3 separate regions of the Mus musculus genome follow, and regions 2 and 3 are each linked to region 1. A link is a loop called in an ENCODE intact Hi-C map of the cell type or tissue named here. Cell type or tissue: left cerebral cortex. All regions are shown on one strand.

The links. Peaks named below come from ENCODE experiments on the same cell type or tissue, not always from the same donor. Only the 100,000 strongest peaks of a DNase experiment are listed, where the experiment ranks them.
Region 2: a loop joins it to region 1, with 4 times the contacts of the local background. A loop is called at or near these places in 13 of 42 quality-filtered maps.
Region 3: a loop joins it to region 1, with 3 times the contacts of the local background. A loop is called at or near these places in 14 of 42 quality-filtered maps.

What each region holds. Positions count from the first base shown.
Region 1 is chrX:12,073,519-12,081,518 of GRCm38, forward strand. It overlaps Bcor (BCL6 interacting corepressor), which reads right to left and starts at 7,035. Exons shown (of 15, transcript NM_029510.3): 1 at 6,300-7,035. In left cerebral cortex, a CTCF peak has its summit at 7,714; DNase peaks (open chromatin) are centred at 3,745, 4,477, 4,672, 5,281 and 4 more places; H3K4me3 peaks cover 4,915 bases; H3K27ac peaks cover 3,504 bases.
Region 2 is chrX:12,153,708-12,161,707 of GRCm38, forward strand. It overlaps a transcript of Bcor not described here. Among named protein-coding and RNA genes, the nearest start is that of Gm46687, 65 kb to the left of the region's middle. In left cerebral cortex, a CTCF peak has its summit at 2,335; DNase peaks (open chromatin) are centred at 2,300, 2,856, 4,069, 4,593 and 7 more places; H3K4me3 peaks cover 2,921 bases; H3K27ac peaks cover 3,141 bases.
Region 3 is chrX:11,802,814-11,810,813 of GRCm38, forward strand. No RefSeq gene overlaps it. Among named protein-coding and RNA genes, the nearest start is that of Gm26314, 44 kb to the right of the region's middle. In left cerebral cortex, no CTCF peak of the experiment used is centred here; DNase peaks (open chromatin) are centred at 4,247, 4,704 and 6,287; H3K4me3 peaks cover 1,087 bases; H3K27ac peaks cover 965 bases.

The DNA of each region.
Region 1 (8,000 bases):
TCCCCTCTCCCTTATAGTTACCGTTGGCATTAAAAGACCCAGGGCCTTCACTGCAACTGTACCTTTTTATAACTTTCTCCTAAACTCGACCCCTTTCCCACATTTTGAAATCAAGGCAAAGCTATCCGGGAAAGTTGTAAATTGCCCCCCAAGCTCAGCTAGCCTCTTACCTGTTCTGCCCCTAGCAACCTAACCTGACTCACCTCCCTCCCCCCCAATAGTTCCCCTGGTTTGCACCTAGACAATAAATTTAGTTTAATTTAGCTTCCGGTCTTTAATTTTAGCAGGTCTCCTTTTTGCATGCAAATCAATATGGCAATTACCATCTAAAAGCTCGCCCAGCCCCGGGTCAATGTAAATTGATCATTGTCCGCCTTCCACAAAATAACACCGGGAGTCTGTGGTGCATAATGAGATTATACTGGAAACTGTCTTTTAGATCACAAATTATATTTTATGCTGTCAGGATCTTCTCGGAGTGGACTTCTCCATTTGTCTAATCATGGGGAGCCCAGCCTGTGTGGGTGCTGGCTAGTGATACTTGCTCCCTGAAAAAAAATAAATGGGGCCATACCACACGGATACGGATTGAGGACACACGGAATTGAGCGTCAGTCAGCCCGGAATGGGAACCTTCAGAAATATCCGGGAAGGGCATAAAAACTGCTACCCCACAAAATATACATGTCCCCTCTTGAGGGACATGTTGGGGATCTGTTAAGGAGGTCCATCCTTAGGCCAAGTGCCCAGGGATAAGCTCTGTTGGGCTACCATGGAGGTGGACAGGACTTCCTGTGCCAGCTTATTTGGATTTTCCCAGACCTACCACCTAGGGCTCAGCAGGAAGACCAACTCTGGGGAGAGGGAGGGAGGGAGGGAGGGAGGGAGGGGAGAGAGAGAGAGAGAGAGAGAGAGAGAGAGAGAGAGAGAGAGAGAGAGAGAGAATCCCATTGGCCATCAACACTGACCAAGTTCCTCTGATGGTGGCCAACCAACGCCTAATTTGGGGAGACCCCCCCCTCTAGACCAGATCCAGAGTGTCCCAAGAGACTCCTAAGCAAACACACTTGCATTTACACTCTTCATCTGATTCCTAGAACATTAGGGCCTAACAAAGGGCCTTCCTAGCTGTAGCGGTGGACTCAGCCCAGAGGTTGGCACATTTGATTCCCTGACCCTGCCTGGCTAGTTGTCTGAACAGTGAATCCTTGAGGAAACCAGGGTGGCATTTCTAAGGGCCACTGGTTGCTCCTGAGGCCTGTGTTAGGGTTGGGGCAGCATTTGGGCCTTTTAGGAAGCTGCCAGCCTTCCTCAAAGCACAGCTCTGCCCCACCCAGCCTGGGCTCTACCCAAGTGTGATCTTCCCAATAAAAACTGGAATTCCTGACTGGGCTTAGACAAAGAGGGACCAGGCAAACAAGTGCCCCGAGCAAACTAAACCCTAGCAGGAGTTTACATGTCTGGGGTCACCGAGGTGCTTGCTAATGCACCCTGCACTGGCTGTCCCAGGCAGAGTCTCTTCCAGCAGGGAGGGAAAATATATAAGAAAGCATACCAACATGAAAGCATTCGCTCCCTTTATTCTTCCCAGAGGGCATCCATCCTTCTGTCAATTCTCTCTGTCAGTCCAAGCCTTGCTCCACCTTCACCAAATTTACCACACCCTTACATCTTTCTCCTGGCCACTACTGCTGCCTTTTCCCTCACCTCTCCAAGGTCAAGAACTCCCAGCCTCTTTGGATTCCTGCTACCTAGCCAGCAGGGCAAGAACTAACTAGAAGTGATCCTAACCGAGGGCCAGCCACCTATTTGGAAGGCTGCTTTGCCATTTTCTACTGCCCAAACACATTATCTCCCCGAGAATGTGTCAATAGAGTTGCCCCGTCTTACTTTCTTTTTTTGTTTTGTTTTTGGTTTGGTTTGGTTTTGGTTTTTGGAGACAGGGTTCCTCTGTATAGCCCTGGCTGTCCTGGAGCTCACTTTGTAGACCAGGCTGGCCTCGAACTCAGAAATCCGCCTGCCTCTGCCTCCTGAGTGCTGGGATTAAAGGCGTGCGCCACCACGCCCTGGCTCCCCTCTTACTTTCAATCAGTCTCACTAGTGAAAAGTCCATCTCAAGGCAAAGGGGAGGTCTTGGTAATTAGGCCCCTGTATCTAAGCACAGGGTATGTATGCATATGCGTGCCTTTTGTGCTTTCCCAAGTGACCCTCTTTACTTCTTTAAATGGGTTTTGTCTTTGCAACACATGGAAACTCTGCCCCACTTTCCAGTTTCATGACATCTACAGTTTTTCTTTTAGAATACCACTATACATGGTCTACATTTACATACCCGTGTTTACTCTGCTCTTGTCCAGTTCTTTATCTCCTGGGCATCTCTTCTACTAGGACATTGGGACCAAAGTCTCTAGATTTGTCCCAGCACTTGTCATTCAGAGATACATCTTAATCTGAGATTCCCTTTCTACTGCTTAGGTTCTTTGGCTAGCCATATAATGAAGTTCATTTCCTGGCCTGACCAGCATGGCTTTGCAGTTTAAATGTAAACAGAGGAACCTTAGGCCACACATTTTTAAGGGGGAAAGGAGGGAGGGAATAAGTTAATTCTATATAGGGGAACCTACCTATCAATATCCAGCCCCGAATAGAACTAGACTAACTTATGGTGAGCTGCAGTAAATTTTAGGTCATCGATACACGAATGATAGAATTTTTTTTTAAGTGTCCAGACCATCTCCAATTTGGATTGTCTCTCCCACATGTCTGATTATAACTATTCACAAGTTCGTGGTTAAGTATTTATGGACAACTCAAGGAATGCTGTGTTCTGCCACCAATACATACATGCTGTATTTGCTGGCCTGGCATCTCAGGCTGGGGGGGGGGGCTTTAATCTGGAGGCGTCTGGGTCAGAGAGACCTTCTCTCACTTTGAGTATCCCCCTACATGCTTCAGGTCCCCATTGGAAACAGAGAGGTCTATATAGTCTGCTCAGAAACTCAGATTCTTAGGCGAGGGTGCCCATTTTGAGGTCAAAGTTCCCAGAATCAGGAGTACTAGGTCAAGCTAGTACTCTGTCGAGCAGCTGCATTCGATTTGTGAAAGAATGGGCGGATGCACACAGAAGAGAAAGGAAAACACGAGTGGGTCTAGAACCCAGGCCCCCACCCCGCAGACCACTCTAATAAGTCACTTTTACAAGACTCATTGTCCCTCCCCCCATTAAACTATTTACCGCACTTAAAGGGTTAAGAGACACCCCCTCAATCTGCCTTCCACCCGGCAAGCAAGCCCGGCTTGCTGGGTCGGCAGGCTAGCTTTAGCTTGCTAGCTCACAGCTCTCCGGAGTCGGCTGCCGACTCCACTGCCCCCCACCCCCCGTCCTTCAGCCGGGAGGGAGTCTGCATGCCTGTCTAGACCGATCTATCACCCGCACACCAACAACACCCGCGAGAGCGCGGAGACCCTGCTCAGGTCCCCCTGGCCCGCACGGTTCACAGCGGAAGGAGTCCAGCGAGCGTGACGGCGCCTGCGGGGTAGGAGGTGAGGGTCCAATAAGAATCTGGCCGACCCGAGCACCCTGCTAGTCTTCCCCAGACCCTACCCCTTGCGCTCGCATCAGCCCGGCTACCCGGGCACTGTCACAGCTCTGCGCGCTGGGCAGTCCTATTTTTATCTTGTCTAATCCCAAACTGGGCGGGGAGCACAGGCGTCGTGCTTAGAGAACAAGAGATAGGCGAGGGAGGCGGGGAGGAGCAGCCAGGCAGCAAAGCGAGCTAGAGCGAGTTAAAGACACAGTGGAGGCGGCCGCGAGCAGGAAGAAAGAGCGGGCTGTGGGGACCTCGCGGCGGCGCACGCAACACACGGCCCTGCGAAGTTGTTCTGGCCTGCCCGCTGTCCCTCACTGACCACCCCTCCCCACTTCCCAGCGGCACTCTCCGCAGCAGGGACCGCGGGGGCCCGGGCTGTGTGGGAGGCGGAGGCCAGGCCGGCCCTGCAAAGGGCTGGAAAGAATCGCTAATGAGCTGTGCGGCCCATTGATCCAGAGAACACTTCCTAATTAACTCTCAGTCACCTACTGGTGACAGCGCCTCAAAGGAGAGAGCTGGGGCCGATCGAGCCCCAGTCCAGACCTACCCGCCCAGCGCCTGGTGACCGAAACCCGCGTGATCCCCTAACCACCGCAGGCAATTCGCGTACGTGGTGGTGTACTCCGCACACTAAAGGCCAGCCTCAGATTAAACCTGGACGGCATATTAATCATCCCGGCTCCGCGTAGGTCTACACGACACAATTCAATCCCAAATAAACACCAGAGGCGACACTGCAACCCAGACCAGGTAACTAGTCGGGGATGGAGTGGGAAAGGTCGAGAAGAGAGTATTCCCCCCAAGAGTCCACATATAGGTGTCTCTGAGGTCGACAATTGAAATACCTTCCACACAAGCAATTCTGTTAGCAAAATCCAGTACCGTGTACAGGTCGGTCTCTCCCGGTGGTGGTGTCCGTTTCCAATGCCACAGAAGTGTCAGATGGCTAGAAATACCCAAGTCTGTCTGCTCACCACCCACCACCTTCTGGGGTGGGCTATTTCCTCATTTTTTTTCCTCCCGGTCCATTTTAAAGTATTTTTTTTCCGTCCAAGGAACTAACCTTAGAACCAAATAGCAGTACTCATCCCTAGCATTCTCTCAATAAGGGTGCGCAGGGAGGGGGTTACAGTTAAAACCCCGGTCTGTCTAGTCTAGACGCAACCAGGCAGGACGAATACCTATTTGAGGCGCGCTGGTTTCTTTTTAAGGTTTGTTTTTAAATAAACATAACCCTCCTCCAGTTCCTTCTTCGCTTTTCTATTCCCCCAACCCCCACCCTTTAGACGCCGGCGGCGCGCGTCTTCGCGCGCGGGTATTCAGAGTCTAGCTGGAGGTCGCAGACTTTCTGGAAAAGATTCATTAACAGCAAATTAAGCCTGGCTCGGCCTCGGCCTACAAGGGGACAGGTTCGGTCGTCTTCGGGACGTGGGTACGTGTTCCATTGAGCCGCCGGGCAGCCAGAAGTCCGCCGGGACTACACGTGCCACGAGCCGCCCTACTCCGTTCAGGGCGCTCGGAGGCTCTCTTCGAAAATAGCAGGCTCTCTTCGCCGCAGCCCGCAGCCCCCGAGTTTGTGGCGGCTCCGTAGCGCAGCCTCCCGCCTGCTTCAAGCGCTGGCCCTGTGCCGCCTCGCCCTCCCCGCCTCAGCCGAGGATCGCGCCCGGTGCGCGAGTTCCTCTTCGCCTGGAGCCTCCGCGTCGCCCTCCCTCCGAGTGGGACCAACTTCCCGGGGCCGCAGACTTTCACACGCCCATCGGGGCTTCCCACCAGGCTCCGTACAGCCAAGCGGAGAGCCGAGGGCTCTGCTCGCTCCCCCACGCCGTCCCTAAACAAGCAGTCTACAAGGGCTCCAGGAGGCTCCGAACTTAAAACCTGCCTTGGGACGCCTCCCGAAGGGAAGGGATGGAGGTGGGGGGGGTCGAATTAGAATCTTAAAAGAACATTTACAAAACAATGCATCTGACCTGACGGGTCGCCGGACTGGCCCATTCCGAATCTCCGGCTCTCCGCTGTTTCCTAGTAGGCCCCCCCCCCCGCCCCCGTTATTCCACGTGATTCACGCTTTGGGGCAAGCCAAGGAAAAACCCGGGACTCCCCTCCGGAGTTGAGCGACGACGGCAGGTCGAGCTCGGCTCGGTCCGAGGCGCCCGCCGCACACACTAGCGCACGCTCAAGCCGGCGTTCCACTCGGAGGCACCGCCGGGCCCCAGGAGAGGCCAGACGAAGCGGCGGCGGCTGGGGGTTTTTACAGTTCTTTTCCGAGTCGAAAAAGAAAGCAGACGGGAACCCGCCGCCCTCCCCTTCCTGCTAGCGAGGTAACGCCGAGACGAGGTTCCCAGCTTCCAGCCCAGCACCCCCCCCCCCGCCTGACTCCCGACGCTCGGCGACGACCGCGCTCCCGCGCAGACACACAGAGGCTGCAAACTTCCACTCGTTCAACTCCCGATCCTCCCAACCCCTCGGGAGGCGGCAGGTCCTCCGTCGAGTCCCTCCCTCCCTGGTGCCCATGCGGGGGCCGCTTAGGTTGGCTGCATTTTTAATAACTTGCAGCTCTGATGTAAAACCGAAAGCGAGCAAGGTAGCTAAGCCTCCCAACGGGGGTCTACCGAAGTCGGAGGAGAAACCCTCGGAGGGAGGAGGTCGGCTGCAGTCCCCGGCGCGCCAGCCCGCCCGCGGCCCCCGGGGAAAGGTGTTCCGGGCACTGACCTGAAATCCCCAGTCGGGAAGTAGGCAGGGAGCCCTGCGATCCGGCGCTTTGAAGTTTTCCCCGGAGCGGAGTCCAGGCGGCGAGGAAGATCCGGGGGCGGCTGGCTGGGTGAATGTGTGCGGGGTCGGGAGAGGGCGGCTACGTGAAGGAGCCCGGCCGGGAAAGCGCAGCGAGCAGCAAAGTTTGGCTTCCTCTGGTGCCCGCAGTCCACTCCCAGCGCCGCGCTCGCTCGCCGCCGACTGCAGCCGCTCTGCTGCCCTCGGGGTCGGCCCGGCGGAGGGGTGGGCTCTGGGCCGCGTGGGGGTGGGGCGGGGCGGGGCGGGCTGCGAGCTTCAGGGCAGGTGGCGACGGCCCCGCGCGATCCTCTCCTCCCGCAGCTGGCCCGAGCTCTGTCACCCTCAGCAGCTCCCGCGCCGCCGCTGCCGCCCGCGCTCGGGCAAGAGCCCCAGCGCCATGTTGACGGTTCGCCGAGAGCGCCCGCTCGGGCTGGGTGTGTGTGTGAGTGTGTGTGAGCGAGTGTGTTGGCCAAGTCGTCCCTCCGCGGCGACAGCGCGGCTCGGGCTCTCCGCCCGGCGGCTCGCGTGCTCCCCCTCCGCCACCGCCGCCCGCCTCGCTCCCGCTCTCGGTCGTGCTCTGGGTTCCGGCGCGTCTCCCCCTCGGCCGAAGAGCTCGGTCGCCGTTCGGCCCGGAGCGCAGCTCTGCCTCACCTTGCCGCTGGGAGCTCAGGCTCCGTCTGCTGCCGCACGCCGCGATCCCAACGCGTCCCCCCTCCCAGGTTCCCTCCTCTTCCTCCTCCCCCTCCCTCCGCCCGCCCTCCCTCCCTCCCTCCCAACAGCCGCCTCCCCTCCCCCCTCAGGCGCAGCGCTCGAGCGACAGCCGCCCGCCCGCCCGCCGCCGCCGCCGCCTCCAGCTCTCGCAAGTTTGAGATCCCCAGTCTCCGCTCACCCTCCGCTGCGGCGCCTCCGCGGTGGGGTTTCGGGAGGGGGTGATTCCCCAGGAAAGGTTCGCCCGACTTTCCCCGGCCCTCACGGATTCCCAGCCGGGTGCATTGGGGCCTCGCCACATCTGAACCCCAAACCACCTGGGTGGCGGGTCGTGTCCTCGTACCCCCCCCCCAACTCTACCGCCCTCTGTCCTCTCCGTCCCAGCTCCGGCCGAGTTAGCATTCACGCCCAGCCAGGGCTCACGTCCTAGGGTATTGGAGACCGACTCCGCAGCGGCGACGGCTAGGTCGGCCAACAAATCCCCAGCCCCAAGAATGGGGGGCGGCGGGGCGGCGGGGCGGCGGGGGAGGCTTTCCCTGCCGCGCGCCGAGACTCCCCTTGCTACCCAGAAGGCCAGTGGAGGACCGCAATTACCATAAAGCGCCTCGCACTCCTCTCAGCCAAAGCTGTCAAACCCCAGCGGCAGGCGCCACTGCCTCCTCTCGCCACCAGCGCTGCGCTCTCCCGGCCTAGCGTCCCCTCCGAGAGCCAGCCCAGCAGAGCCTGAGTGCGCGTGGGCGTCCACCCCCACCGCACCTCGCCCCTTCTTCCCAGAGGAGCTACTTCCCCTTAAGGCGCTAAGAGCTACGTGAAAACACCACCACCCGCAACAGTGGCAGTTCCGCGCCCTTGCTCCCCGGACATTTCAATTGTGTGGGAATTGTGTTGAGGTGGGGGGCTGCTCTTGGGGACACAAGGGGGTGGGAGGACCATAAA
Region 2 (8,000 bases), 80 kb after region 1:
AGGCTGGTTAGTCCTAGCCAGAGGCCGCGCGTAGCCAAGGAAGTGAGAGGGAGGCCCGTGGAGCTCAAGCAGAGACTCTCCACTACATCACCTCTAACCCCACCCCGCGCCAAATTAGAGAGGTTGGGTTAAAGCTCTGCCTAGGCCTTTATCCCTTTTGCACCTGGCCACCACCCCAGGCCAGTAGGATTGCTTGAATCCTTCAGGGAAGATTACAGAGCACCCCTCACCTCCCCATTCTGAGTAGTTCTAGGCCTCCAGGAAACACCAGCAGGCCTAAGTCTTTCTTTTCATATTCATTTTAAGCCAAGTCGTTGCCTAGCTTCCTGGTCTTCGCCCAGCAGACCTACATCACCTTGCTGTTCAAATCTGTCAAGTCCTACTTCCCGGTCCCAGATTGTGTGTGTGTATGTGTGTGTGTGTGTGTGTGTGTGTGTGTGTGTGTGGTGGGTGGGCTATCTACCAGCATCTGCTCTCCAGACCTACATTAGGGGGACAAGGCCAAGAAGCTACTTTGAATTTATATTCTTCCGGTTCTTGTCTTAAAATGTGGTTTAATCCATTTTAAAGGACTATTTTCGTTCTCATTAACCTCGAATTTTAATGGTGAATTTTTCTTAGAGCATTCCAAAGATTCGCCCATTCTTCAGAAACTTAATTCGAAGTGATGTAAAAGAAAGGGGTGGGGATTCCTGGTCTGAACGTGCTTTGGGCTTGACTGTATCTTCCATAGCCTTGCAGGGATGGGGGGGGGGTGGTCTTAGTTCTACTTCTTAATTAACAAAGCTCTGGTGCCTTCCATGTGTGGGAGAGACCCTGACCACAGCGAAATGGACGGGCCAAGCTGCCTTTGCAAAGCACTTTAATACTTCCAGCCTCTTCAATCTACTTAAGGAGGGCAGAGGTAGTGTTAACTCTCACAGAGGGGGAGGCTGCCTCTACTAGCCCCCAAGTTTCAAAGTGTTTGTGTTCATCATTGAAGTGTGGTCAGAAGCCAGGTGCAACCTGTCTGCTCCCGTTGAATACCCATGCTACCCTGAATCAGTGTCATTTGGTTAAAATGGTGCATCGTTTTTGTTTTGGTTTGGTTTGTTTTCTGGAAGCTGCCTACCCTACCCCCCCCCCCCCCCCGCTTCAGACGATTTCCCTTCATAGCCTAAAAAAAAAAAAAAACAGGAATTGTCTGTGTCAATTCCGACTCCCGGCCACGGAGGGCTATTTTAAAGTGTTTCTGCAGACAGACCCTCTGGCCCCGCCGGAAGTGTTTTATGGACCTGTGAGTCCAGTTAATCCCAGGAGGCGAGGAAGGATCAGCCCGGGGTGTGGGAATCCTGTGTTTAGGTTATCCTTATGGGACTTTGGGGGGGGGGGGACACTTAGTGACTTTGGCAATATAATGTGCCCTCTCTCCATGAAACTCGAGATTTGAACCAACGAGGAAGGAAACAGGACAGGCCCCCATCGAGGTGTGGCCTGGGGAGGAGGGGTACACTCTGGGACCACAGTGAACTTGGTAGGCAAAGTCGAGAGCACAGTTGTGTGAGCCAGTCCCCCACCCCAACCCCCGGCCCTGACTTTATCTTTCTAGCCTGTGGAAAGCGAGAGAGCCGCGACCCGGGAAGGAGCCTTAAAGAAACATTCAGGAGCGACTCGCGACTGGAAGATGGCAGCGGCTCCCCTGGGTTTCAAGGTTCCAAAAAAGGTGTTCTGCCTTGAGGAGTGAGGACTCCTGCTCCGCCCCCCCTCTGACAGTCTCTCCCAGGGTCCCCAAACCACTAAGCCCCCAAGTGCGCCTAGGCCGCTCAGCCTCTCCAGAACACGTAGGGATGTCACACTGTGGTCCACATAAGCTGTGCGGTGCAAACCTACTAGTCCTCTTGGGAGATAGGATTTACTCTCCCGTCCCCAAATTCAGACACAGGCTAAGGTCTCCTATTTTTACTCCTGTGTCTCTCGGAAGCACGGGTAGAATCGATCCTCTCTAGCAGCTGCCACTTCTCGGGGGACAAGGGAGTCCATAGGCCTGGCTGTGCGCCCCAGGCTTTAACAGCGTGTGCACTTATGCGGGCTGGGGGGGGGGGGGAGGGGCACAGCCTTCCCCACCTGGACTCTTCGAAGCAAACAATCGCCGCGAGCTTTCGAAGCACCAGAGCGAGCCAGGAAGAGGAAGGGAAAGTGGAGGCCTGGAGCGCGCTTGGAAAGCGTGTTTGTGCGCGCGCTCGGGGGAATAGGGAGCTGGTGGTAATCGGGCTGGATTGAGGGCAAACAACCGGATCCAGCCGTCCCAACTGGGCTCTCCAGCTCCAAGCAGGGGAGCTTAGCTCAGGGCTGGCGCCTCAAGTGGAGAGAAGACCGGAGCTTCTGGAGGCGCCACTGGGCATCTAGCCAGACCCACCGGAGGAGCCTAGGGGCGCGCCTGGAGACGGGGGACCTGCACGAACCAGTCACCACCGCGGGTGGCCGTTTACCTAAGCCTCACAGGACCACTGAAGATAGGCGATAAGGAGTTCCTGAGCAATCGGCTACCCCCAGGCCCTAGTCACCTCCGGCGGACGTGACTGCCGGATGCTATGCGGCTAGGTGGGCTAGGGGCCTTTGCACTGTCTCCCTTGGCCCTTTCTGTGCTGCAGAGTCACGAGTCACAGTAGATTCTGTTACCTAAGTCTGGAGTTTTCCTTGCGCCGGCGGGGGGGGGGGGGCAGCCAAAGATGTTGGGCATCTTAAGCCACAAAATTTTGGGAGGGTTGGGAGGGAGGTTTTTTCCCTTAGGGGGGGAAAACCCTTAAATCACACAGGCTACAGCGTGGGAGAGGCCACACGGCCCTCTTAGGGCTTTGGGCAAGCTGCTTAACAGTTCTGGACCCCAGGGGCGACACAATTAAGGCAAGGAAAGCAGTCTTAGTGTCCACCTCATAATAGAGTTGGTCAGAGGAGAATAGGCTTCCTGTGTGTAGACCACGCCAGTGCCACATATGCTTGCTAGGGTATTATTGTATTCCCTTCCTATGGGTAAAGGGGGGGGGGGCACTCTCCCCCGAAGTTAAAGTTACCCCAGGTCTCTCGGGAGGCATGTTTGGGCAAAGTGGAGAGTACGTTCACTGTTTTTGTCCACAAGATAGTTAAAGCAAAAATGGCCTCAAACTATCTCTTGACTCCTTAACCTTAAAGGCCTGACTTGGTGGTGTGAAAGAGTAGCTTCCCCCAGCCCTTACAGTCTCACGCTGGATCCCAGGTGGGCCTGGGCTTTAAGGCAATCCTCTGCTTCAGTTTCCCGAGTGCTAGAACTGTAAGGAAGAGCTAGCCAAGCCTGGGGACTGGGCTCTCTGCTGGCATTCATTTCGTTTGGATTACTGTCAAGTTCCAGGCAGGGATCAGACACCGCATCTTTACACTCTCCCCGCGGTCTTGAAGGACACAGCAGGGGTCTTTCAGAAATACTCTCCTAGCCCACCTTTGTTCAAGGTGATTTTTCAAGACGCGATTCCAAGCTACCTCGTTCTTGGTGAGGCTGGGTGAAAGGAAAGTCCTCTGCCATTAGTGGACTACATTTTACTGACACCCAAATATAAATAATGTTCATGTGAACAGGATTGGTCAGATTCCTATCTAGGAAAGGCTCTCCTTACTGTCTGGCACGGTAGGGAGATGTGTGCAGGCAGCAAAGAAGGGTCTGAAGGGTCCAATACAACTCATAACATGAGGCCGCTTTTTTTTTTTCTTTCTCAAAGACAAGACATTTCTCCTAAGTGGCTACCGGCGGTAGACTAATCACTTAAATGTGCTGGCGATGGGCTGTGGCTCTTAGTAGATCCTTATCTGAGCTGTGAATGCCAGGCTGCCAGCCCCGCGAAAGACAAAGAACACAGACGCTTCTACGGTTCGCTCCTTAGAGCCTGGGTCACCTCTGGAGCTTGCCCTGTACAGTCTCTATCTACCCCCGCCCCCTCCAAGCTGTGACTGATCTGCCTCTGAAACAAATTCCTCAGACTCAAAGCAGAATTCCAGTTCTCGAGCGCCACCCGGAGAGTTCACATCTCCCCTCCTCGGAGGCCGCGTGGTGCGCAAGTGAGAGTCCGAGGGCGGCGGCCTTGGCAGCAGCATAGTTCTGTGGCCTCCTCCTGCCCGCACCCGGCACGTACTCAGGAAAAGAAAGGCAAGAGAGAAACGTGGGTTGTAAGAGCTAAGTACAAACAACCTTGCAGGAGTGTGCAAGGAAGAGTAAGCAGCATCAAGTAGAAACTACAACTAAAATAGTCTCTTCGAGTTCTATTAATCAAAGATTTCTCGAAGGTGCAGCGTAACGGGGACTCTTTTACCTTAGGACACATTGTACCAAGATGATTGGGTTCAGGTCAGAACCTCCAGAAGACATGTCTCATGATAAGTAGACAGCAAGGTTCGCATCTACAGACTAACCTGTTTTCGTCTTATTTTTAACTGAATCAGTGTATTTGATTGTGGGGGAGGGAATGTCGCTTGAAATACACACGATGGATCCATATTTAACTGGGATAAGTTCCCGTAGCTGTCTAACCACATTTGTTTGGTCCCTGTGAGAATCCACGTTTTCTAGCCTCAAGAGGGGCAGGCGGCCCTCATGGCTCCTCCCCCGGCGGTTTCCTGGCGAGGCGCCCATCCTCCCCTAGCACCGGGAACAGAGACAGCCACATTAATACTCCCGGGCAGCCTGTTCTGACCTATACTGTCATTTTTTCCATCGGTCAGGATCAGGCTGGGGTGGGGGTAGCGCTCTTCCGAGGGGCTTTGCACGGATCGTTGGGTTTTCCCCGGCGAACTTAACACGGAGGCGAAGGGGGCAGATGGAAACCAGGCCTCGGCTGGCCGGGCGCGTAAGCGCCGCACTCGGCAGCTCGACGCAAAGCCAGGGCTGGATTTTCGAGGCCCGGGCCCGGCGGCTTTCCGAGGCCGGCGAGATCCTCTCTCTCCTGGCTGAGCTAACACGGTCTCCTAATTCCGCCCCCGGAGACAGCAGCTGTGCGGCGAGAGGGAAGGGTGGGGGGGAACCCACAACTTTCCCACCAGAAGAGTGAGTGGCGAACAGGAGTGATGAAGGCCCACCCCGATTCCGTGCACGTAGCGGCACGGCATCTAATCAGTGTCACTGCCAGAAATGCGCTTCCGTGCAGGGCGACACCCCCGCCCCTGCCAACCTGCAGGGGTGCGGGGGGGGGATGCAAATGGCGTCTCTTGTTGTCCCAGACATTGCTCAGCACCCGCTGTCGCAACCATAAACAGACGCTACAGTGGCCTGAGGTGTAGTGTCTGGAAGGAACACCAACACGCGGGGACCCGGGTGTCCCTCGCGCTCCAGGGTCATAGTTAAAGGAACTAATGCACCAGTCCTAGCTTCGAGACTATTCCCTCCTCCCTCACCTCCGGAAGAGCCACCCTTCCTCAACTGGGCTGTGTGGGGAGGAGTACAGGAAACTTTGCAAGACAACTGTTCTGTGCCTTCGTGAGAGGAACGGGGGTGGCTTTCTCGTCCCAGGCTAGCCCACACTACTACACTCTTTCCAAGCCTCAGATCTGAGCATCGTGGACTCCCCTAGAAAGAGGAGTATATTCCAGGGCACTGGAGGCTGAGAGCGACACCAAAGTTCCTAAGGGTTCTTGGCAGGTGACCAAGTTTGTGTCCCTAACCCTCCCACGCAAGAGTATTACGCGCCACTTTGTGCACGTGTACGGCCCAATCCACCCGGCCGCGAAGCCATCACAGGCTTCAGTGGTGCAGGTGGTTTCTCTCCAGTATCCCCCATCAACCCCCATAACACTCCCGAGGAGGCCCAAAGTGGCTAGCTCGCTCTCTCTCTCTCTCTCTCTCTCTCTCTCTCTCTCTCTCTCTCTCTCTCCCCCCCCCCCCCCCGGGGAAGGGTGTGAATTCGTGCGCGCCACTGACTCACATCTTGCTAAGCCACCTCTGTCGCCCTCGGACTGGGGTACCCTGCAGGATGCACCCTCCCCCAAGCGTAGTGGGGGCGCCCCTGGGACTCAGGCAAGGATGGCTGTTCCAGCCGTTCCGGGATTTGCCTCAGAGAAGAAAACAAGGCCGATGACTGCAAGAGCGGCGCCTCCCTGTTCGGGTCTCAGCCACTCCCGCAATCTCCGCGTGGATCAAGCTCTTGCTAGGAGGGAGCCCCGCTGGCGTCCCTCTGCCCCCCAACTGCCCCCCCCCGCCATCGTCCTCCTCTCGCCCGCGCCGCACCACGCGGAGCTCGGAGCGCCCTGACTCCCACACCACCCCCTGCATAACGCGCTCGCCTCCGGGGCTCGAGCTCCGGGTTCCCCACGTTCCCGGAGCTCCGACTACCGGGCTTCCACCTTGGGCTGTGAAAGCCGCCGCCCCGCGCCACCCTCGCCCCGCCGGGCCCTTGTCTTAGCCCGGCTCCCCGGGCAGCTGCACGGCCACCGCCGCACGTGACCCGCCCCCGTCGCGGCTTCCGCTGAGCTGCCTGTTCCGGAGCACAATTTCTGCTCTGACGCGGGGTCTCTCGGGCCCTGGCGTCCTCTCCTCCCTGCCCCCCCCCCCTTCCGGGTACGAGAACTCAAAACAACTCTCTGACCTTCGGGGGGGACTAGCTCCGAGTTCCACCGACTCCGGCATTCCGTTCAAACCCAGCAGCCTCGGCTTCTAAGATTTCACTCCGCGCCTGGCTGGGAGGAGGGGGTGATGTCTCCGGGAGGGGGTGTCTCAGATCGAAAGAGCCACTTCACGCTCTTTCCCTTTCTCCGAAGTGAGTTTGGAGACTATCCGGCGGCCCTGGGGAAACCCGAGTAGCCGCGCGCAAAGGACCCCTCCCTCTGCACACTCCGCCTTGTCTACCGTGACCCGATTTCCAGGGTCAGCGGCAGAGGGCCTGCCTGGCCAGCTTCAGAAATAGCACCAAGCAGGGGTCTGTGGACCGGGGAGTCCTGGGGTGAGAGAACTGTGCTAATACTGATGCCTCTCACTCTCATGCTCTGTGCTAGGTAGGGCCTTGGTTGGCAGAGCGGGAAACTGAGGCACAGAGAAAAGTAATTATATCGCTGGTTCAATTGCCCTGCAAGTTATGTGAGAATGTGAACCCAAGTCTCTCAAAGTGTAGGTAGGTTGGTTAAACAGCCTGTAGCAGCAGTCACCTTGTCCAAAGAACAGATACATCTGGAAAACCTGGCGTTCAGTTGATGCCCATATATTTGCATAGAGTACTGTGGTTAGCATATAGTATGTAGAAAATGAGTGTCTGAACAAATGATTGACAAGTGGCAAGTAAGTTTACAGAAAGCGCTAACCATTGTTCACCCGAAGAGGATTGTCTTGGTTGAATACAACCTATAGCTTTTCCTGCTTTCTAGTTTTCTTTTTCTGTCTTTCTTTTGTCTCTCTTTTTGAATGTTTCCAGATAACAGGAAACCTTATTCAAACATATATTAACCTCCCATCCCTACCCTTGCCTCCACCTCTACCCTAGTCAGTCATCCCTGCAAGCAATTGAAGGCACATTTTAAAAAACTGCTGCTGCTTGATCTTTCTCTCTCTCTCTCTCTCTCTCTCTCTCTCTCTCTCTCTCTCTCACACACACACACACACACACACACACACACACAGACACACACACAGACACACAGACACCCCTTATTATTTCCTGTATAGATACTCCATGCTGAGAGACAGGCTAAACAAGATTCATTGACCTCCCTTCTAGTAGGGGCGGAGCTGGGGAATCCACTTAAGTGTTGCAGTTCTGTGGCTAGTTTTTGGTTTTATGAGGCTGCCTCACTCTATATGTAGGTAGCCCCGGGCAGGTCTGGAACCCATGGCAACCCTCCTGCCTCACTATCCTCACTGCTGGGATTACAAATAGGCATGGACTACCCCTCTGGGCAGTGTGCTTGGGTTTTTGTTTTTTTGTTTTTGTTTTGTTTTTAGAATCATTTTACTACTTTTAAAATTGTGTGTGTGTGTGTGTCTGTGTGTTTATGTGCACTCGAGTGCTGGTGCC
Region 3 (8,000 bases), 270 kb before region 1:
CTGTATGGAAGTGTTTGAGGAGACTGTCCAAGCCCAGCTAACCAGTCGCTCTGCACATGCCTGTTCCCAGCTTTCCATGAGCCCATGATGATGTCTGTGCACAGGTGAAGGTTTCACCTGAATACTAATAACTTCAGGGTCTGGACCTTGCACGATCCCCTTCTGGAAGTAATTTGTACCTTCAAACTACTTTTCTTTAAAATAAACAAATAAATAAATAAAATAAAAGCACAAAACCTGTATTAGTTTTAGGCTCCCACACTTGGATCTTCGCAGCCAACTATAAACAAGGAACAGGATTGGTTTCTTCCCAGGGCTAAATCCCAAACCGGTTCCAGAAGTGGAAGTGGGGTCATAAGGGGCTGTTATTCCCAGGAGCATTCCCCCAGTCCCCCGCCGCCCCCAACACTGGGTTAATAGACAGCAAAGTAGGCATAGGCCTTTTGTGGCCCAGCACTTATGGAAAGCTGGGGGCCTCCTCACCCAACTCCGGAAGATTCCCAACGAACATTAGCATAGTAAAGGCTGCAGATAAAGAAAGCGTTTGCCTTTGTTTACCGTGGGGGTTGCCCATACTTCCTGGAGCTTAAAGCTGAAAGCGAAATGGGGAGAGTAGGCGTCTGATAAGAGGGTTTTAGGCTTGGGGCACAGCTCAAGCAAAGCTGCCCCCAACCCCCAGCTTTGAGACCAGGGAGAAGATACCAGAAGCTGCTTGCAGCTGGCGGGAAGTGTGAGAAGGCGGAGCGGGAAGGGATGGGCTGCAGGGGAATGAAGAGCAAGTCTTTGGTCTCCAGGGCCCTGGGCAGTGACACATTGGAGCTTGCATTGTGACTCCCACCTTCAGAAGGTCTGGCTCCTTCCTTCTCCTGCATCCTCCTTTGGGAGCAACTGGCTGGGTATGGGTAGGGGGTGGATGCCGGTTGCAATGTGGGCAGATTCCTCCCCACACCCACCCTAGAACTTGTAGACTCTAGTGCACAGACCCTCCTGGCAGGAGGCAACCCTGCTGGACTCTCCGAGGGGATAAAGGCTTCAAGTTTGTGTACAGACACCACGGAGTCTTTGTAGGTACCCCTAGGGCAGAAACGGGGGTGGGGGGCGGGGCAGGGGGGAGGACTTTCCTCAAATTCTGGCCTCCAGCCCCCTGCCCAGTGAGCTGCAGCCTGGAGCCTGTAAAGTTTGATGGGCGGGCACACCAATTAGCCCCAGAAACAGCTCTTCAGCCAGGGCCACTGCTGAGATCTGGCTTTAGTCCCATGGTCCCTCAGGTCAGCTAGTGAATTTGCAAAGGTGTCCTCTTTTCAAAAAGCTTGAATGGTGGACGGGGCATCAGACTCCAGTAACATACCTCTTCCCTCCCTACTGCACTCTTACTAACTTAGGGCCCGTCTTTCTCCCCCCAGGGACTGGGGTCCAGGATTGTATCTCCCAGGCTAGGGAGGGAGCTGGCCAGCGTTCTCTTTCTAGATTGGAATAACCACCCTCCCCATGTCAAAGATGACACATTCCCCTAGCTAGTGACCTCTGCCCCTTCCCCTTCAAAAAACAGTCCTTCACTTTATCTGTCTTTGGGCAGATGACTGCCTTTCCTGGAGCAGGCAGGGCTCTAGCAGTGCCTTTGTTTCCCAATTATGCCTTTCCTGCTCCATTTGCCTTCTTTGGATCTGATTTTGCCTTGACCAGTCCTGGTCCACCATCCTGTCCAAAGCATCTTTCGCAGTCTATCTGGGGAGTCAGCGTACTGATTTGTAGGAGTTGCCCAAAGCACTTGGTGGAAAGAATTATGGGTCTCAGAGTTAAGGTCTGGTCTCCACGCAGAGCCAGCCTTCTGGAACACAGGGACCCTGGGCAGAGATGGACCTTGCTATACCTAGGATAGCAAGAATAAAAGAATAAAAACAAGCCACAGGCAGCATGATTGCCAAAATGTGGCGGCTGGCCATGTAGCTTATAAGGCTGCAGGGAGCATCTGTACCTAGAACTTTATGGAACGGGACAAAGGAGCGATCCACCTTATTTTCTGAATACTCCTGTACCTATAAGGGCTGGCTGAAAATGGAGAAGAACATATTGGAGCAGTTCAAATCCCCTAGGAATAATCCCCAAGATGGAATGAACCGCATAAGAAATGTGCTGGGGAAAATGGCTTCAAAGAATACAAGGAAGAAGGTATGGGTAACTGGCTAGTTGTCTTGTCAACTTGGCACAAGCTCGAGTCATCTGAGAAGAGGGAACCTCAACTGAGAAACGCCCTCAGCAGGTTGGTCTACTGGCAAGCCTGTGTAACATTTTCCTTGATTGGCGATTGATGTGGAGGCCAGCTGATTGTGGATGGAAGTGTCATCCCTGGGCTGGTGGTCCTGATGAAAGTATGTTGAGCAAGGCATGGGGAGCAAAGCTGTAAGCAGCATTCCTCCATGACCTCTGCTTCAGTTCCTGCCTCTAGGTTCCTGCCCTCAGTTTCCTCAGTGATGAACTGTGATCTGTGAAGTGACACAAATCCTTTCCTCCTCAAGTGGCTTTTGGGCATGGTGTTTAAGAACAGCTTTTGATTGTGGGAAGACTCTGGGTGTCACAGGGAGGAACACTGGTTCTAATCTTGCTCTCAGGACCTCAACCAAGTTTCCCCTGCTTTATTTTCTTAGCTAGAGAGGAAGAGAATGAGCCTACCACCGCATCCACCCATTTCTCCTCCTCTCTGGGGCCTGCTCAATACCCTAGATTCAGGCTTATTTTACATGTGGTTATTTTTTAAATCATAGTAGTTGTCAAGTACTTCCAAGTTAAGCACCAGAAAGAATCCAGTGACTAAAGTTGGGGAAAATCTAGAGTCCCTTCTATTTGTAAGTAGAGAAGGGACAGGAGACTGGACCAAGACCATTGATTGAGCCTTTGGTTTGATGAGTGCTCAAAGGTGTACTGAGTCCATATAGATGACTAAGTGCCCAAGAGAGGCTGTGGGTCTCCAGAGGAACGGAGGAGCTTGGTTCTCAGAGAAGAGGGTACACCCCAGATCAATCCCCCTTGGTCCTAAGGAGCAGAGAAATGAAGAGGTTCCAAACAAGCTTCCCAAGAGCAAAGCTTATAATTCTAATCACACACACACACACACACACAGAGAGAGAGAGAGAGAGAGAGAGTCACCAACTCATGCACGTGCATGCTGCGTACACACAGCCATTTTGGACATCATTAATAATTTATTTTTGTAGATGCCTGTACTGTACGAATATTAAAGCATTATCTCACTGTTTTAATCACAACTGCTTTGGGATGGCCTTGTTCGTCCTGGTAATGAAGCCAGGCTCAGCGGTCGGACCTGCAAGAGCTGGTACAGCTGCTAGGTAGTTCTTAACCTTTGGGGCTGCCTCAGATCCCCTTTAAGAATCCTCCTTTTGGAAAATTGTGTACCTACTCAGAATTTTGATGCTACTTCCAGGGGTTGCAGCTCCCTACTTCAGGGTCTTGCACAGTTCTAACACATATACACACACCACCACCACCACCTCCACCAATGAGAAGCCAAACTAATGTTTGAGAAGCCGGTGGGGTAGAAGACACCATAGCAAGACCGAGAAGTCTCCTAGACCACAACGGGACGGGCACAGAAAGGGTTAAAGGGGTGTAAGGGTTTGTTTTTCACCTCTGAGAGTTGTTATGGGTCATTAAGAACACACACAAGGCCCAGTGAACATTCCATTCGATAGGCCTGCCTCCAGCACAGAGCCCTGCTTCTCCACAAGATAAGTCCTGTATGTGAAGATTGGTCCAGCTGCCCAGAAAGGGTGGATGGAAAATCACCCCAGATAAGGCAATTGCTACTGCAAGAACCGTACCTCTGGAGGGGATTGTCCAAGAGGCAGCCTAAGGAGCTGCTGCTCTAGGCAGTTTTGGAGGAGGAACATGTCCCCTCCGGGCGCAGCCTCTTGCCTGGGCTGTTCTGAGGAGTCAGGTCCCTGCAGTTCTGGGGTGGGCCCCCCTCGAAAATGCCTCAGCTACCTTCTGCTAGAGCCACATAATGCTTACTCCCTCTTCCCCCAACAGACACATCCACCAGGGCCTTAGGGCACCCTAGTCCTGGTGCACCACCCAGGTGGTACCTGTCTCTGTGCAGGTGAGGGGAAAGGCCTGAGGAAAACACCATTACTGATAAGTAACAGCTCCTTTCAGGTTTAACGACACGTTGCATCCATCCTAAAGCTCTCAAAGGGGGGGGGGGCAGCCTTCTCGAGGTACAGCGCCTCGCGCCTGTAAATAGAAACGGCAGGCTGGTGCGCGCGGGGGCGGGACGGCGCAGCGCTAGGGTGTAAATTAACTGGGGGCAACAGAGTAAATACATTACACATGGTATTTATTATGCGTCCGGACCTCGGAGGGGTTCTCCGACTTCTGGACACAGCAAATCTTGTCCCGGACGCCGCAGGCCTTGCGGTGGAAACCGCTGGCGAGGGCAGCCGGGGACTGCGGGGGACTGGGGAAGGAGGGGGGTGACAGCTCTGCGTTGTCTGCCGATCGGAACCCCCCTTCCGGCGACTGCAGCGGGAAAAGGGCTCGGGCTCTGATAGTTGTGGCACCGAGAGCTGCCGGGGCTCCAGGCCAGTCAGGGAGGGCTGCGGGGTGGGGACGGGCGACGCGCCGGGCCCCTTAGCATTCCGCCAGCGCGCCCGCCATCGCCGCGTGCGCCCCCGCGCCCCGCTGTAATTACCCCGATTACCAAATGAATCTGGCGCTTTTGTGCTCGCCAGGCGGTGGGTGCGGGGAGGCAGTTCTAATAGTTGTCATTAGGGCCGCGGAAGGCGGGGCGCCGGGGGAGGGGGGTGGGGAGCGCGGGCGGGGGAGGCCGCCGCTCCCTCGCTGGCTGGCTCGCTCGCGGGCGGTCCCGGGCGGCGCGCAGGCCGCTGCTGGCTGCTGAGTAATGATTTTTTTTTTCTAATTGGAGGCGAACAGCGGCCCTAATGGATGGAGCCGCTCTCGGCGCGCTCGCTGCGCCCGCCCCTCGATCGATACGGCTTGCTAACACCGCGGGCCTGAGCTCCCCGGCCCTTTGTGGTCCGAGATGCTGCAGGGGCCCCCCAATCTCCCGCCCCCTCACCTTGAGCCGCCTCGGCCTTGCTCCCTGTCTCGAAACTAACTCCCCAAATGCCCTCACCCACCACCCGCCACCTCTGAACATTCCATTCCCTTGCCCCTTCCGGGACCCGGAGCCCCAGCTCCCCTCTCCATGCACTCTTCTGCCTTTCTTCAATCGCCACTTGAGTGTCCTCCACCTTCCTGGACACTATCCTCTTCTGCCCTCCCATGCGCCTGCCAGCTTAGCAGCCAGGGAGGACTAGAGGGATAATGTAGGGAGCCTACTGGCCCTAGATTACCACCCCCTTCATCCCCTCTTGGTCACCACACCTCCACCTCCAGTCCTAGACCTGGAGGAAAGCCAGAAACAGAGCTGCCTCTGAGTGCTTGGGCAGACTGGTCCAGGAAGAGTTTCCTTGAGTCCAATCACATCCCCAAGTTCTTTCCTTCCTGGGCCCTCTCGGGCACCAAAACTCAAACCCACTCTAATTCGAACCCTTCAGCTTTGTGGAGGGGCAGAGGCCAGACAGGTCTTTGGGAGGTGAAGGATCAAACAAACTTGTGGTTTTGCAGGTCCTGTTCCCATACTGACACTAACAAGCTGGTGACCTTGGCCAAGGACTCAGCCTGGGAAACAAGCCTTCTATTCTACACCTAGCAGAAGCTCACCCAGACCCACAAGCTAGATCCCTGGGGTACAGTTTTAATAGCTAAGCCTGCTTACTCTTCCCAGCAGTTTACAGACCTTTCCAGATACGGACAGCGGGGGGGCGGGGGGGGGGTGGCGTGGCGGGGAGGGGATCCCTCCATCACTTCTTCACCCATTCATTCACACCAGTTACTTCCTGGCACAATAAGCACTTACTTGATTGTGTATTGCCAGTCTTCTCCCTGATACTACATAATCTCTACAACGTATAGGATTTGTATCTATCCTCTATCCTCAGTGTTTAAGGCAGCCTGGAACACAGTAGGCACTCAATAAAGTTTTAGTTGCATCAACAGACAGAAGGAGTCTGAACTGGCCTAACTTCTTCCTTTGCTTCCTGGTAGCACATTGCTTTTCCCAGAATACAGGCACAGCAGTGTCTCTTGGGTCTCTGCTTTTCCAGAACGTTGCCACTATCCCCTGAATGGGGACGTCTTTTTCACCTCAACTTGAACTTGGGTGGCGCAGCCTGCCGTGGAGTAGGCTTGGAAAGCAGAGGGGCCATTCTGGCAAGTTCTCTGAAATTGGAGCTGTAGCGCTTGTATGCCAGGGAGGAATCACGAAGCACGAATCACGGATCAGCAGTCACTCCACAGCAGCACACATGCTGACTTTCAAGGAGAACTCCATAAGGAGGGATTCAGAAGGGCTGAATCAGCCACAGAGGCCCCCTCCTCAGACCATCCAGAGAGAGCTTCCCATGAGAAAGGCCAAGTAGCTGACAACTTCCAGCTCTAGAGCCTAAAGGCTTTGTCTCAGCCTTTAGGCCAAGCCTCCCCACTGCATGTAGGGAGCGCTGTCCTTTGTGGCTAGCCATTTCTTCACTGGCTAAGCTCTCCTGGTATTTCCCACCTATGTCCCTGGGACCTCCTTTCATCTAATTCCTGGAGGATCCAACTGACACAGGCAGAGAAACCGACTCCTTTCACCATAGTGAATCCACTCTGAAGCCCTCTCAGCCACACACTGTCTCATCCCCCGCAAAGCTACCAGATGAGAATGGGGGAGGGTGTTAAAGACCAAGTGACTTGCACAAGACCTTGCAACTAGGCCTTGATGGACACAAACTCGGGCCTAACTATGTGTGACCACAAAATTCAGGCTCTTGATCCCTTGTGGTGACTCACTAGGGGCTGGTTGAGATGACAGTGTCCTAAAGACAGTATCAAGGCACACAGAGGTGGATGGGATGGACCAGGAGACCCCTAGAGTCCTCCAGGACTTACTACGTCTGTCTCTGTAGCTTTGTGAGATGTACATGCACACGTGAAGGCCATGCAAACCCCACATTAGGAGAAAAGAGATTGATATTTCAATTTGGTGTCCAGTGGAGTGATCTCAACCTGATTTCTCCAAGCACCTTAGTTTCCACAGCAACTGGAACAAGCTGATTCCCCTGATGAGCTAGTGCCCTGGCCACTAAATGCCCCTCTCCAGGACAGCCTCATCTCCTATCAACGGAATGCCTATTCCAGACGCCCAAAGAAAGAGATGGGTTTTGTTCTCTGACTCTCTAGATGACTTGAGTACTTTCTCCTGGTTCAAGAAACTGGTGTTGGCAGCCCAAGGACCTTGAATAGAAAACATAAACATGGCCTAGGTAACCAGCTCAGATTGGCTGCTTCCAAAGAAGATACCTGGGCTAGAGGCAAGCTGAGGGTAGAGTAACCCACCTCTTTTAGCTACCACCGCAGGCAGTTACCCTGCAAATCTTGGCCCTGTTGGGTAGAGAGTGCAGTAGTTGATCTCTCAACTGCCTGCTGAGACCCATTACCCTCAGGTTACTTTCCCTACCTACTGCTGCCCGCCCCCCCTCACCTTTGTCCTACTAACCCTTTTCTTCATTTGGGGGAAGGGTATGTCTAAAGAAAGGGGAAAACACAGAACTCCAGGAATTGCTGTGGCTTTGACCTGAGGACACCAAAACCTCAGCCAAGGTGAGACTGACCCCAAGTTCTTTGGGTGGACACCTCAACCGTGTAAGTGGTCTTTCATCAGACCCGTGGCTGATTAGGGTTCTGGGTCCAGGCCAAGGGATTGCCAAGGACAAGACAGGCAGCACCTGCTTGCAAACTCAGCAGTGCTTGTTCCCCTCTGAGGCCTTTCTTACTGTGGGAGCCAGGGAGGAGCAAGCTAGAAGAGGGGGTGAGTTGTGCTGAGCTAGAGCTGCGCCTGGCAAGTGACACTTTGACGAGAGACACTATGACGATGAGTCCCAGGA